2 separate regions of the Homo sapiens genome follow, and region 2 is linked to region 1. The links are chromatin loops, found by intact Hi-C in ENCODE. Cell type or tissue: Caco-2. All regions are shown on one strand. Each heading gives the region's core, and the rest is flanking DNA. Links, peaks and the distances in the headings are about the cores only.

Region 1 (8,568 bases), core at 329-8,328:
TAGGATCTGAAAGGTCCACACTGAGTAGCAAGGAGTGTCCTGTAAGGTCTAACTCAAGCACTAGAGTGTTGTTGAAAATAAACCAATTGATAAAACTTTCTATTTCATGAGGAGCTCTGTAAGGCAATCTTCTTTTTTTCTAAAGGATAATTTTGGATACAAGAAAAATCTTTTTCTAATTATTTCTACAAATGTAGTTATTTTTGGCAGATTTTGATGGATGTACATTGATGGATAGCCACGTGGATCCAGAAAATAAAGGTAAGTATGTACCAGAGTGAATCAAGAAAGTCCTAAGATTTGATATGTCAGTCCAGGATTCTCCAACTAGCTTTTCTGTTTCCAACTGAAGACTTCTACTCTGCATTTGACTAAAGCAGAAGATATGCAAGGAAGCTCAGTCTCTCAATTGAGTGGATTCTGAAATTTATCCTGTTGTCTTCAGCTACTAAGGCTAATTTGCAAATCACACTGTGCACGGGTAAGCATAAACTGTAAGCATATATATTAATCTTCATTTTTTTAAATTGTAATCATTCACATATAAGCCTGGTCCACACTTAATTTCTTTCTTGGCTTCATTATTTTTTTTCTGTCAAACATTTTAAATTGCTGTGTTCCAGGTACTTAATATATATATGAGAGTAAGATGTGATGTTTATTCTCTGACATCTCATAGCCTGGTTTCCAGGTACTGGTCCAGCTCTGTTAGCCTCCTGCCTGGAGACAGTAATTTCGTTTCAACTTCACCGGTCCTTTTCCAAGGAACAGGGACCAGGGAGACCCAGGGACCAATCTCTTGGGCCTCAACTTTCTGAGACTTTATTGTATCTAATATGGACCCTTTTGAACATTAAAACTCTTCCCTTGAATATTTTCACCACTTGGATAGAGACCTATGTTTCCATTTACTACCTCCAGATTTGGGATAGAATTCCTGACCCAAATGTGATTCATATTTTAATATCAGATCTGTTTGGAATCTCTATTTTGGGCCAATAGTACCCTCCTCATGTATAAGCCTCAAAGAGCAATTACACTTGGCCTTTACTATTTCTGGACTCTCTATCTCCAAGTATCTCTATCACAGCTCAGCCACATTAATATGAAAGCATAAAGTGGCATGATAAACCAACCCTTTTTAATGTTTTCTCATTCCTGGATGCTGTGTCATTGTCAATTGTAACAATACTCTTTTTTCTTTCTTTTCTTTTCTTTCCAGTTTTATCTCTCCCAATAAATACAATATTCTACATCCTCTGTTGTACTCAGAATTTGGAAATTAACCCCAGTATGCTGATTAATAGTCATAACTATATCTAGATAACAAAATATGCATATATATGAAGGAGGCAGACAATAGGGGAGGGCAGGTTGAAAGTTTTTTTTATCCTAATTTCTTGAAACTCTTCTTACATGAGTCCCCTGACTACTCTTACATATGCATCATTTTCTCTCTCGTGATCACATATGCTTTAAAATATGTAAAATTTATATGAATATATTTTATGCCTGGCTGCATTTTAATACCTTCCGTCAAGGGTTCCAGGGTGAAATAGGAGCACTTAGGAAGCACTGCAATGAATTTACTGCTTATTCAGCATATTGATAGAGTCTTCTCTAAAACAACAAAAAGTGTTGACAGCAAACTGAAGATCTTAAAGGTAAGACAGACTGATCATACTTTAGTTGTTTATAAAGCTAAACTTATACATATTCACACTCAGGTTTTGAGGAAATGAATTCTTATATAGAGTATTTTCTTACCCAGAGTTTACTGTTCCTCGAGTTAAAAAAAATTAAAGAATGAAAATGAGTCTTCGTCATTTTATTCCTTTCTTTTTCCCCATCAACCTTTACATTATTTTCTAATATTTTTCTGAACTTTCTGGCCAATAATCAAGATTTTGAAAAGAATAGGTTGTTTCAATGTCAGTTAGTTCCTTACTAAAGCTTTATTACAACTTTTTTTCTCACTTGTCTATTTCCTTGAGCAAACATGACATGAAGCATTTTCACAAGAGCCTGTTCCCAGAGAAATTAAAGTCAGTGAAAGGCCAGATCACATGGTAACAGATTTAGAAGGAAGGATGAATGATGCATTTCTTAACGGTAACAGAGAAATCAAGTTACATGCACTTATTTCTTTTACTTTTGCAGACCATAAAAATGCAGTTTTTTTATACAACAGCATGTAAAATAATCTTTAATCCAGTATTCTGATTTGTTTTAGGTAATATGTATTAACTAATAGTTTTCGGTTGTTAGTTTATTTTTTTCTGTTCTGAGAAACATAAATGGCATAAATTTGAATGTGAAATAATCAGGTATGAATAATTAAATGATTAAATCATTGGAGTCTAAAGTTCAAACAGAAATAAGAAAATTAGATTATGTGGATAAATATTGACCAGATAAACAAAGAACCTCATTATTTCTTAGTAATGATGGTCTTCCTTCCACAAATGTCAACATCACCTTATAGTCACTCAGATGTGAAACTTAAAGTCTCCTTGATTCAGCTAAATGATACATTCCTTCTGGTACAGTCGATTCACCTAATGAAATATTTTTCCACTTCATCTTACCCTTTGCACTGATCCTGACACAACTCAATCTAGGTACAACCTTTGCACATGACCAACTGGTTTTCTTACTTTCCAGCCTTTTCTCCATCCATCCAGTCTATAATCAGTTTTATGTTCTCAAAACATATGTGTCATAAGTGTTCTTCCATGTTCACAAACCTTCAGTATTTCCAAAAATTTATAAGAGTGGTTCAGCATCTGTATATTATATAAACATCACCTGGGCATTTGATTTAAATGCAGGTATTAAATACCTAGAAACAACTCTAGATACTCTGTTTGAAAAGATTGTCTGGCCAATATTGCTTCTTAAATATTACTCCAGGGTGATTAGAAAGCCGGTGGTCCAAAGTTTCACAAGTGTTATTCTACAGAATAAAGTTTAGTCATTGCCTTCCACAAGTAAAGGCACAATGGACCTTGCTAACTATATCTCTTACCCAACGAAGCAAGTTCTTTACTTTAGCTAAGATTCATATTGATTCTCTTTTCATATCCCCTTTTTCATTATTGCCTTCTCCCACTTATGAAGAAAAGTATGAGTCTTAGTCATCATCAGTCTTTTATAGTGCATTGAGGCGCAAATAAAAAGACGAAGTTATATATCATTATCTGAGATACCTCCTTTAACAAAGACACCATCCTTTTGGGAGGGCTTTATGACGTTCACTGGCTTGTATGTGTGTCTGCATAGTGTAAGGCACGATATATGGAATGGAATTTGTGTTATCCAGTTAGTGTTTTGAAATCAAATTAAGATATAGAGTACTTTAGAGTGACTATTAGGAACACTGACAGTTTTATTTGTATAAGTTTAAAAATAGTATTTTCCAACAATTGTAGAAAAATAGATGATTTCTGACAGAGAGCCTCAAAGTTGCTGGAAACCTGATCCATCTCTTTCTCCCTCTCCCTCTCTCTCTCTCTCTATATATATAATGAAGTTTATAAATATAAACTTATGTTGTATATGAATTATATATGTAAACATGATATATATTTATCATTTTTGTGTATATAATATATAGATATTTATAAATTTGTATGATATATAAACTTTGCATTAAAGGTCTTCCTTTTTTGTTAACATCTACAAAATAAATAAAGTGGTACTCTTAAAAGCAAGATATTCAACCAAAGTATTAGAAATTTCTAAATATTTTCAATGTTATAGAGGGAAATGAAATATTATTCAGCCTTAAAAAAGAAGGAGATTCTACTATTTGAAACAACATGGATGAATGTGGAGGATGTTACTTAGTGAAATAATTCAGTCACAGAAGCGCAGATCCTGGAGGATTCCTCTTATGTGAGACATCTAGAAGTAGACAATAGATTGGTGATTACCAGGGAGTGAAGAAAGGGGGATAAGTTTAATCCTGTTCAATGGGTATGAAGTTAGTTATAAAAGGTATGTAAATTCCAGTGATTTGCTGTACAACATATCACCTATAGTTAACAATAAAGTATTGTACATTTAAAAATTGTTAAAAGGGTACATCTTATGTTTAATGTTCTTACCACAAACAAAGAGAGACACAAGGAAACTTTTGGAGGGGATGGATATATTTATACTTTGCAGTGGTGGTAAAGTGGATACCCATGTTCAAACTTAGTAAATTGTATACATTAATTATGTTCAGTTTGTATCATAATTTTATTTCAATAAAGCTGAAAAAGCACTGCTTTGTATTTTTATTTTAAACATTTATTCATATACATGTCTATTATTTATTTTAAATGTTACTCATATTCATTTTTACCTATTATGCTCTGTTGCCACAGTGAAATTGTAATCTATTGCTGGATATGGATTTTCTTTCACATTTAGGTATTTTCTCTGATACTAAAAATGTGTATTCAATAGATTATTGTTAAATTATAACAAATATTGAATTTATTTCTAAAAGCACAATATAACTCAACTTTATTTACATAGAAGACATACTGAAAATAGATACAAACTGAAAAAAAAAGTTGCTTTCTCCAAGTATTTTAATAATTTTAACAACACTCAGAGAAAAGTCACACTTCCCTGACAGTGATAACTAAATTTTGAAATAAAATTCCAGTCAAGCAAGTATTAACTTTTTTCTAGCAATTTTACATTAAAACTATAGAAAGACTTTCAGAATCAAGAGTACTATGAAACAGGAAGCCTGATTTTCTATCTTAGCTATATCACTTGTTTTCTGTGACCTTAAAACAATTTCTATTCATCTTTTCCTGAACTAAAAAAAAAATGTAAACTTTTACGACTAATTCATCAGATATTTCTTAGGTTAAAATCCAAACAGAAAGTATTTTCACATTAAAGACTTCTGTTATTACAGTGTGGACCAGAGCACACAGAACATGAAAGCAAGTCAATTCCCTAGGCATCTTTAGAAATGTTCTTTTCTTAGAGAGAAAAATTGGAAAACAAATGGATTCAAAAATCTATCTTCAAAATACAGAGTTGGGAAAGGAATCTTATCCATTTCTTCTCATTGTCAAGAAATGACTGCATTAGAGTTCCAAATATATGTAGTACAAAATAATATAATTATGGATGTCTTCACATTTGATGTTGTGACACACCTGATAAGGCCAGTGCACTTGACGTAAAGGCTGACGATTGCTCAATGAGCAGATATGCCACACTTCTATATATTCTGGCAGCTTCTATTACAGTCTGGAGTCAACTCAGGACAACTCTTCATGACTCTATGTCAAGTTGTATTCAAAAACATGTCAACTCTAATGTTCCATCATTTAGACATTTGTAATCGTTCTGGTTAATTACTATTGGAACTGACATCCCATTTTCACTCTACTGCCACATAACCAAGCAAGCTCGATCAACCTCAAATTCATCGCAGCATGGCAACAGAAAGATTTGTTCCCACATGTTCAATTATCATTTCCTTATTTCTCAATGAGAAATTATATTTTCCTATAAATTGCCAACAGTATCTATCAAAAGTCAAGCAATTACATATTTCTGATGGCAATAGAAGCAGAGAGAAAACTTAACAACTTGGATGTTATCCATACTAAGTTTAGGATCTTTTCCCCTCTTCACACAGCTTGGTAGAATTCTTCTAACAAAGACCAAAACTGAAACTTCAGTACATATATTAGATTGGTTCAATATCCAATATCAATATTGAACACTAGTATCAAATCAGATTTTACAATAATATTTTCCTTAGCAATAATTACCAAGGTGGTAATTATAATATTTGGAAGGTTGAATAAGGGAGATTTCTCATTATCTAATATTTTTATATTCAATAATAACATGTTTCTATTCTGAGGAAGATTATTTTTGGGGAGAATTTCTGAATAATAAAGATAAATATTTTCAAGACAGGTGCCAATCAACCCAACTGAAATGTCACAAATTTTCAACAGCAGAGGGCAATCTTCTCTAGCAAAAGTATATGTAGGGTAAAAATCTCTGGCTGTAGATTCTTCACTGATAATATATTTTTGTCTAATTTCTCCCTCTAAAGTAAATAAATAAATATATAAATATATGGGTATATATAATATATGTATTTTAAGGCTATAGATTATACACTAATCTTTTGTGTTTGAACATTTATTATTGTTACTATTATTTTGAATGAAGTGTTCAACAGTAAGCAATAAGGGGCAGGATGAGATCTGTTATCAAATCTTCTTAAGGGTAATGCACCATTTAATGAAGGTTTTATGGACGGGAAACAATGTGCATCACCTAGAAGAAAAACATTACAAAGGACTTGGTACCACCAGTACATTCTGTATTCTGCCATAGACTTACTTATTTAAATTGAAATGAAAGCTGATCCACTATAACCAGAAGGTAACTGACAATCTGATAAAAACAAATTCACTAAGTAATTGCCTGCTACTAATAGCAAGCATCTGTCTTTAGTATAACTTGACCGTTATTTTTGAAAGTCAAAGTGATGTATGCATCAATAGGAAAAGTTATACAGCAAGGAAAATGGTTGGGAATTCAGGTTGAACCTATTGATCCATAGGAGGAAGATTTCAGCCAGTAACCCTAGCCAAAATCAAGTTCTTTTTGGTAGCTTTTCAGTGATTAAGAGTAAATTTGCTGTAGTGCAACTCCATTTACTAAATCATGTGGAAGCTACTACTTTTATTGTCTTTATTAGAATTTTATCTAATGCCTTAACAATATAGTAACACTCTCTTTCTGACCGTTAATGGGCTAATATACCAGACAGATATATAAAATATCAAGTATCAAAATATTTTAATTTGTATTGATTCATATTTTTCTCCAATGTTTAAAATTGATGTTAGGAAACTGAAAAATTGAGTCTCTGTTTATAACTCAGGAAGGAAAACACTCAAAGGAAAGAGCAACCCTGGTTTGAAGGGAGGCAGAAGGGTGATTGAGTGTACATAGCTTCTTAAACCTGCAGAAGGATGTTAGAGTTAAGGGTCTGTAGTATTTTTGCCACAGTCATGGATTGCCTTTTGGTGTCTCAGGGTAGCTCAACCCAGCACTGAAAGTAGTAGAGATCCACAGCAACTAGCTGTAGTGATTTCCATGAATCCCTGAAGTTAGCCTCTCATCACAGAAAAAGGCATTTCTCAGGCACTCCTTAGAGGTTGGTTAATGGAGTCTAAGGATAAAGGAAGACACTTCTTAGAAACTGGCAAGTGAGGAAAAAGACATCATAATGGGTACATCTCTGGGTGGAACATTTAGAATCGCTCTCGAGCCAAAAAGAAAGACTAGACTTTCTCTGGATTAGTAATTCTAATAGTGACAGGTTTTTTTGGTCAAATAAAAACATTCCAATTTAGAGGAATAAGCCAAAGTATGTTTCTTTTATGTATTACATTTTATAGAGGCAAAATCCATTTTAATTATAAGCTAAGTTTATGTAAATATAATTTCCCACTCTCTGTAAATGTAGTAAATATTATAGAAGAAAATTGTTCCATATAATTATATATAAAGGTATAAAATATAACATTATTATCAATTTATATTGTTTATTAGAATGTGTGTGTCCCACCCCTGCAGTACTTCAGCATTCTGAGGTAACAAGACAGTTGGCTTACTGCATCTTAGAAAGGCTTATTGATTTTGTTATTGCTACAACTATCATGGAAGCAGAGGCAGCAATTTCTCAAGCCTAGTTCCAAAAGGATTAAACCTGACAAAGATTTATGTAAGTCAAAATCTTTGTATTCTATTGCAACCATATAACATCATCTTCTTCAGTTTTACCTTCCTCGCATGACCCTAACAGAAACAAATGAGACTAGAAGAAATATTAGGAGGCATCTGAAGAAATAAAAGGAGACATGCTTACCTTTCCACTTTGACTCCAAAACTAGGAAATAATTTTCTTGTTTAAAACCTCATATAGCAATTGATTGCTTTTATGGGTTCTTGGCATACAAAATAATGCCAAGATATTATTGCTTTTTCAAAAGAAAGGCTGATATTTGAGTTTTCATCTATGGCCTGTATTGGGAGAGCAGATACATATTAATATTCAGCTTAAAATATGAAACACAGGTTAAGGGAAATTTATTTTTATGGCAAAAGAAAATGTAGATTATCTGACCCAAAATATCTATCACTGATACTGTATGACTGTCCCATCATTGTATTTTGGGAAGAGCTAACTTGTATTTTGAGTTTCATAGGTTCACAAATTGGGTCCCAGGATGGGTCAGATCCAAAATCTCACTCACACCTGACATATCTGATTTAGATAATTTAGATAATGAGATGTGAGGCCGTTTAGCTGATAAAATTTAGACGAGATTTTAGATTTAAGTTGTAATGATTGAGACTTTTGGAAACCTTGGGCTAGGATGAATATATTTTGCATGTGGAATTGACATGAATCTTTGGGGGCCAGAGGGCAGACTATGGTTGGCAGAATATCAATAATATCCCCAATAATACCATTGTTTGAATCCCAAATATCTGGAAATGTGTTTCTTACACATTTAA
Region 2 (8,568 bases), core at 312-8,311, 260 kb after region 1:
TGTAGGAGTAAGTTGGTATCATTTTGTGGTTTTGGTTTGCATTTCCCTAATCATTGGTGATGTTGAGCATTTTTTCATGTTTGTTGGCCATTTGTATATCTTCTTTTGAGAATTGTCTTTTCATGTCCTTAGCCCACTTTTTGATGGGATTGTTTGTTTTTTTCTTGCTAATTTGTTTGAGTTCCTTGTATATTCTAGATATTAGTCCTTTGTCAGATGTACAGATTGTGAAGATTTTCTCCCACTCTCTTTAGTGTTTGTTTACTCTGCTGACTGTTCCTTTTGCCATGCAAAAGCTCTTTAAGTTATCTAAGTGTCAGCTGTTTATCTTTGTTTCATTATTTTCTTACATTTATATTTACAAGTTAAATATTTTTTAGAAAGCAGTTTTATTAATACATTTTTTAAATAATTTTATTAATTTATTTTATTTTTATTAATAATATTAATGATATTTGCATTTAATTTTGTCCAAATAGTCTGTTATTTCGACCCACCATAAATAAATCCATAAGTGAACAAGCATTTGTAAAGAGCATCCTATATGCATAAAACCAAAGTAGGCATTATAAAAAAAAAAAAGGAGATTAAAATAAAGTTCCTATCATTGGAGACCCAAAGACTCTGAAAAAATATTAACTATGTGATACTGATTATAAACTGCAGTACAACACAATAGAGAGATTTGATCTGTTTGGATATAATAGTTTTCTTGCATGATTTGGAACTGGGACTTAGTGAGGATTAGATAGGCATAAAGTAAAAGCAAGTCAAAGGAAAATGTGCAAAAGCACCATTCTAGTAAAAGTGAAGCATGTAAACATTTCTGTCCCATATTATCCTACGGACAGATCTTTGTGAGCTTCTTTGATGGTTCATAGATGTTGTATTAGCCAGAGTTCTCCAGAGAGACAGAACTAATAGGATATATGTATATATGAAGGAAAGTTTATTAAGGAGAATTGACTCACATGACCACAATGTGAAGTTCCATGATAGGCCATCTGCAAGCTGAGGAGCGAGGAAGCCAGTAGTGGCTCAGTTCCAGTCCCAAAGCCTCAAAAGTAGGGAAGCTGACAGTGCAGCCTTCAGTCTGTGGCCAAAGGCTGGATAGTCCCTGGCAAACCACTAGTATAAGTCCAAGAGTCCAAAGGCCAAATAACCTGAAGTCTGATGTTCAAGGACAAGAAGCATCCAGCATGGGAGAAAGAGGAAAACCAGAAGACTCAGCAAGCCAGCTTATTCCACCTTCTTTTGCCTGCTTTTTCTAGCCACCATGGTAGCCAATTGGATGGAGGGTGGGTCTTCCTTTCCTAGTCCACTGACTCAAATGTTAATCTCCTATGGCAACACACTCACAGACACACCCAGAAACAAAATTTTGCATTCTTCAATCCAATCAAGTTGACACTTAACCATCACAGAGGTGCATCTAAGTAAAGAAGGGTCTTCCTCTATCTGGAAGGTTGCATTCTTCAACAAAGAGATGCACGGGGAATGGAACAGTTGGAAACTCATGACTGCTTTACAGCCAGCTAAGCAGAATCAACTGTGGCACAAATAACACGCACAAGCAATAGATTTACTATTCTCACTTCAGGTAGAACTTCAGAACAATTCCGCAATGCTGAAGGGATAGATAGGAGAAGCTAGTTCTCCCCTGGGAATTTAGTAAGAAATGTGTGAATAGATTATACAATAACTTGAATACCAGGCAGGGGAGTTAACATTTGATGAAATTACCCTCCTCTCCTCCACTCCAAAACAAATAAACAAAAACAAATTAAACAAGCCTTTTAACAAGAAGTCTAGACTTTTGCATGGGGTGGTGGCGGTGGAGTAGTTGTTATTGACTCCATTCTTTGCCTGAATGGATCTATTTATGTTCCAGTGTTCAGCAAGAAAGAATCTAAGGCTTCCATATATTATATCCCCTCTTTTTATATTAAGCTTTCTTGTTTAGAAGACATGTCCATTAGTCTTCTGTTATTGTTTTTATGAGGATTTGCAAAAATCTCTCTCAGTAGGAGATGTAAATAGCCCTATGTTTCTTTCTTCAGCTAAGCAACTCTACTTAACTATTCTGACATTTCTTCAAACTAATAAATTTACACTGTGAAAATCCAAACTTAGCATTTTTATTTGTACAAGAGTCCCATTTTATTTTGTTACCAGTTTGAAACATTTGAGTTCTTTTTAGAATGTTCCTTTTCTCTCTCTCAGCAAATCTGAGATTTTCTACGTTTATGTCTCTTATATGTCCTCTCTTAGTCCCAACTGCTGTTATCCCTGAGTGAATTTATCATTTTACTCTTGAACTAATGGTTTCTCACCAACAATTGGTGATTAATTAATGTTGAACACTTGCAATAATCTTCAAGTTTATCTCATCATAACACATTCTTTTCAATTAAATCTGTCCTGTACCATTCTGCTGGATTTTTCTTACCAACATATTACTGTCCACTTATTCTACATGCTTCCTTCCATACTCCTGCTCCTCTGAGCACTTCAGCAGAACTTTTCAAACTTGTTTTAACAAAGCACACGTATGTTTAAATGAAATATTACATTGGGTCCCTATATGCATGTGAACAGAAGAGAAAAGTTTCTGTGGATAAGATTGGAGATGGAGGCCAGGCATGGTGGCTCACCCCTATAATCCTAGCACTTTGGGAGGCTGAGGCAGGCAGATAGTTTGAGGTCAGGAGTTCGAGACCAGCCTGGCCAACATGGTGAAACCCTGTCTCTGCTAAAAATACAGAAATTAGCCAGGCGTGATGGCACATGCCTGTGATCCCAGCTACTCGGGAGGCTGAGGCAGGAGAATCATTTGATTCTTGTGGGAGGTAGGAGGAGAAGGAGGAGGCAGGAGGAGGTTGCAGTGAGCTGAGATCACAACACTACATTCCAGCCTGGGTGAGGGAGTGAGAACCTGTTTCAAAAAGCAAACAAACGAAATTGGGAATTGGGGATAGAGGAATGTTGATAGGATATACCTTTCAAAGACCCTCTCTCGTTTATGTCTCTCCTTTCCACTGCAGTACGCCAGGGGCATAGGTTAGAGAGTGTGCTATACAATGCCTGTAAAGCCAAATTTGAAAACAACTGAATTATAGCTCTAGTCAGATCAGTCCCACATCTTCTTACCAATTCAAGCCAGGTATTTACTCAACTAAAAACTCTTGCTCAAGTCAATCTTACTATTTTCTCTAGTCCTCCCCCTGATGCTCTGACTTATCCTTTTTCTAAAATTCATGGCTCTCCTCCTCTATGAAGTTGACTAAGGCAATCGAAGTTTTAATGACCACGTTTTTCTGTCAAACCTATATTTGCCTGTGGGCAGTAAATCTGAAGCATGTGCTACTTTGCATTGATATATGTAAAGAAGATAGATGATTGATGGATTGATTGATTGATAGACCCTATCTCTGCCTTTAATTCCCCACTGCTTTGAACATTGGCACTGCATTTCTTAACTCTTTGTAAACAAAATATTCAAAATGGTGTCAGTATAAAATGTGTTTGTCAATTATGGTAATGTTATTTTATTTAAGATTAGGCCAGCAGCAGTAGCCACATTTTTCAAAATGGAAAATACAAGTAAAAAAGCATATTTAGACATAATATTCATCTATGTAAGAAATAGGTGGTGATAGCAGAGGAACAGTTTGACGATCCTTAATGTGCATTATCAGGTGATCATAAAATGAAGTATCCAAGTAAATAAATTATATACAGTTGAAAGTAAAAGGAAAGCATGACACAATCATCACATAATGTATGGTTAAAAAGGTTCCTTTTTATATTTCTCAAATTGGTACATGTGTTTAAATTATTAAGTAGTGCTGAAAAGGTGCTGCGAACTAGGTAATCTTACAATCTGCCAGTGGCAGTGAAAGGTTATGGGTAAGACTCTTGGTAATGTGCACCTAGAGCCACACAAATATTTTGATTTCTGAAACCTGTAATTTTGTTTCTAAAAGCCTATGTAGTGAAAATAATCACAGATACAGACATATGTTTACATACAAAGATGATAGGATAGTATTATTTATATTAGTGACAAAATGATTTAAATATCCATCAATAGATATTATAACTGGTAAATTATGGTATATATAGTTAATAAAATATTATAAGCCTAATAAATATTTAAGAGAATTTTAATGACTTGGGAACAAATTCATAATAAAGTGGTAAGTGATGAAGCTGAATAATAAGTATTCGTTCAGCGTGTTCATAACTATGTAAAATGGATAGAAAGAAAACAGGAAGAAAACAAATGAAAATATTAACTGTGATTGCCTTCACGCAATAGGGTCTTGTTACTTTATATTTTCTATACCTTTCATTTTTTGTATAGTAAGCATGCATTTACTTATACCAAGACTTTAAAAAAAATTAAATCACTGCTTATAAGACTAAAGGGGAAGGAAGATTTCATATTCTCCTTCACTATAGTCCCACTCTGCAAATGATCAAATTACAGAAGTAAAGGATCAGCCTAACAACTTGGCAAAGATGAACAAAGGACCTGAAGAAAGCTCTGCTCTGCCCCCTGCTGGGAGGGAGTCCAACTCCAACCCATTGCTTCTTGGCCAAGCTGTACCAGCCGCTGGGTCAGAAACTATAGAGTCTTTCAAGCTAGCAAGGGGCTGGATTCTCTAGTTAATAATAATAACAGTAATTTTGGCTTTCTTTGTGATATTTGTGGTATTTGTCAGCTTTTCAACAGTTATAACTTGTTCATTATTTTTCTCATTCTAAAAAAAAAATATTCATTTCCATCCTCAATTTGGTATTGGTAGTTTTAAATTACTTTTTTAAAAAGGACCCTCCAAAGAGTGTAAGCACCAGGGCCCACAAAACCTGAATCCATTCCAACAATAGAAAGGAAGAAATTAGGCCGGTGGCTCACGTCTGTAATCTCAGCACTTTGGGAGGCTGAGGCTGGCGGATCACTGGAGATCAGGAGTTCGACACCAGCCTGACCAACATGGTGAAACCACATCTCTACTAAAAATACAAAAATTAGCAGGGCGTTGTGGCACACACCTGTAATCCCAGCTACTTAGTAGGCTGCGGTAGGAGAATCACTTGCACTTGGGAGGTGGAGGTTGCAGCGAGCTGAGATCCCGCCACTGCACTCCAGCTTGGCAACAGAGCCAGACTCCATTTCAAAAAAAAAAAAAGAAAGAAAGAAAGAAAAAAAGAAAAGAAAAAGAAAGGAAGAAATTATAGGACTGTGGCCAAAGACCTTGGAATCACTTTTATTTACACAAATGTAACCTGTCAAGGATTCAAGGTTGTGACAGGCTTAAGGCAAAGTGTTGGCAGTCACATGTAAAAAGATGTCAAGATGTGTGCTGTTTTGCTGGTTGTGTATTGTACTGTAAAATGTTGGGAAACAAAAAGAAAAACAAGAATTTCAAGAATACTCTCTCCAACTGTCAGTGGGATCCAAGTGGTATCTGAGACAGGAATATGTAGGGCCTTGTACACCATGGTATGATGTTTATTGATTCTTTTGCACATACTTGCAGGCTTTGCATTTATTGAACTATGTAATTCAATACCTTTTTAATCTTTTGGACTTTTTTCCCCCTGCGAAAAAGTCATCGCTGATGATATTCACATATGTGACAAATTAAAATGGAAGTGGTCAGAGCTAGACACAATTATTAGAGCAACAGCTGTAATTCTACCCATTTCTTTTTCACTCAAGTAAAAGTTACACTGAGTAATAATAATAAATAATGAGGCTCTTTTTCTCTAGTCGCTATGTGAGTATAATCCGTTGTTTTATTGTTTAATTTGAATTTGTCTCTCGTTGGCCAGAATTTTTTAACAATACTATAGTGATTTTAGGTAATCTATATCTTGTCCTAGTTTTAGTAGAGGGGATTGTTAAGAATAATGTGATAATTGTGTTTTAGAGAAACATTTTTATCACATTAGGGGTGGGTCTTTCAATTCTTAGATATCTAAGGACTATGTTTCCTCTTTTCTGAAACAAAGGCTGGAGACGTTGTTAGTGCCTTTGCTACATATTTCTAAACTGTTCTATTCTTACTATCATATACTGTCATATCATATACACATATACTATTATATACATATCATATGCAACTACCACATCCTTCTGTCAACCAGGCTATGTGTTAACCACGTTATGTCATTTAATACACTGGTTTTATGAATTAAATAGTATATACTTTTTTGTGGTCATTTCAAGACAGTTTTGGTTTTATAAGGAATATTTTAGTAAGTTTCCCTCATGAAAAACAAAGCTTTGTCAGTTAAGACTCAAGTCCTCACTTCATCCCAAATTTCTGTCTCAAATCCTTAAGTAGCTGTGGAAGCTTATACGCCTTTTCTTTCTACGAACTTTTATATATTTACATATATGACCATATAACATATTTTTATCATTATGATTGCTTACATTTTATATAAATCATATCATGTATATTTTATTAAAACAATTTTTGTCTTAAACATATACTTTGGGTATCTTTTCTGAATAGTACATGTACACATTCTTTATTCTTTTTAATTGCTCCTAAGTTTTCTATAGCAATTATCACACCACAGTTTATTGAAGCATTTCCCAAATTAGGCTGCTTGAATATTTTACCATAATAAATGTTACTAAAAGATAACTTTTTTGTTCATGCTTTCCTGTGCACAGGATCTATAATCAATATTGAGAAATGGTTTTACTGAGTCATAGGATATATTTATTTTTAAAGTTATTAAAATCTTCCAAATTGCCTCCAAAACTTATACTACCAGCACCAATTGAGATTACCAATCTCCCCATATTCTTGCCAAAACTGATATGATGAGACTAAAACCTTTGCAAATATGGTGGACTGAAAAATGATATCTGATTAATTTAATGATTGACATGATTCTGGTTACTACTAAGTTTCAGTCATATTTTCATTGACCCTTGCATTGTTGGGTTTGAATTGCTTATGCATACACTTTGCCCATTTTTAAATTGAAATATTTTTCCTTAATGAAATGTGTGAACACTGATAATTTGTCTGACATAGGTTTCAGATATTTTTTCAACTCTGTTCTCTTTTTAGTATTCAGATGTTTTAAATATTGAATTACATAAATTTACATATTTTTATCCTTCCTGTATTGTACTATTTTTATTTCTTTAGTTCTTCCCTTCCACAAAAGCCATGAGAATATTTTTCTTTGTATTCATTTAATATTTTCTTAAAGAACAAATATCTTATTTAGAGTGCTCATGTAAATGTTATCTTTTTTAATATCTATTTCAGTTGTTCATATATCTAGAATTTATTCTTATGAAGGTATTAGATATAAAGCTAACTTAATTTTTCCAATAGACGATTTTCCTAACACAGTTTGTTGACTAATTGATCATTTCTATACTAATGATCTATACTATTGGCCATTTCTGTACTGTACATATAATGTTTACATTAAATTGTGTTATATTTATGAATTTCTGAGCTCCATATTATGTATTTTCTTACATTGCTACTTGTTTATGTATAAATCTAAATGCTGATAGCACAACTTTAATTACTATACATTTGAAATATATATAGTTACAGGGTACAATAACCTTCCTGTTTCCTATGAACCCATGCAATTTACTCTCCCCACCAATTCTCCTAAAGTTTTTGGCTACACTTACAATCTAATTACTCCACGTATATTTTTACATTGATTTGTCAGATTACATAAAACAATCTTTTTGGTATGCTTTACTGAATCCAGCTCACAGGCAGGACGTTGGTACAGGGAGAATGTAAGATGAACAAGGAACCCCTTGTCATGCTAGAAAATAAGAAGTGCTCAACAAACAAAAGGGTGGGAACATGTTAAAGGGACTTAGAAGCCAAACTGAAAGATGTCCCAATGGACAAAACAGGAAATATCTGAATAACAAAATAAATAAGGTGGTGCTGGATTATAGCAGAAAGTATAAAATCAATGTATGTGAGCCCACATATATAGATAAATGATTGGATAAACAAACAATTAAATGTGAGGAGAAGAGAAAAAAAATCTTCTGTATAGGAGAACCCCCAATAGTAATAATAATACATGTAGACACTTTCACTTCCTGCAGATTAATTATATCATTCTTGAGAAAAATGTAGACTTTGTCATTTCAGGCAATTCCCATAGTTGGACTCAAACTTTAAACTCTGTTCTTTGGAATCAGCTCAAATCTGAAATTCAGTTCTTTTATCATTAGATGGGCTGTTTGTATGTGTGCCTCAGGTTCCTCCAGAGACTGGGACAGAGTTTATACACAGGATTTTGGGCTTTCCTTCTGGCTGTCTCTTCTTCATGATCCTCCTTCCTCTCATTGCATTCTAACAACTATGGTTGTCTGAAACGTGTCCTTTGGCTCTTTAAGATCAGAAGGACATGATTGAGGATGTTTTTATTGAAGTTTTGGCCACCCTGCATTGTGTCTGTGGCCTGTCCTCAGCTGAAAACTATACACACAGGTAACACTGAGCCATCCCCATTTCCAAGTGTCAACACCCCTCTATAATCTGCTTA

The links. A loop is a pair of places that touch in the nucleus more often than their neighbours do. Peaks named below come from ENCODE experiments on the same cell type or tissue, not always from the same donor. Only the 100,000 strongest peaks of a DNase experiment are listed, where the experiment ranks them.
Region 2: a loop joins it to region 1, with 4 times the contacts of the local background. A loop is called at or near these places in 9 of 110 quality-filtered maps.

What each region holds. Positions count from the first base shown.
Region 1 is chr2:35,162,579-35,171,146 of GRCh38, forward strand. It overlaps LOC107985808 (a long non-coding RNA gene), which reads left to right. Exons shown (of 3, transcript XR_001739188.1): 3 at 198-261. Among named protein-coding and RNA genes, the nearest start is that of MIR548AD, 300 kb to the right of the region's middle. In Caco-2, for the core only: no CTCF peak of the experiment used is centred there; no DNase peak of the experiment used is centred there.
Region 2 is chr2:35,424,174-35,432,741 of GRCh38, forward strand. No RefSeq gene overlaps it. Among named protein-coding and RNA genes, the nearest start is that of MIR548AD, 43 kb to the right of the region's middle. In Caco-2, for the core only: a CTCF peak has its summit at 4,556 (motif pointing left); a DNase peak (open chromatin) is centred at 4,578.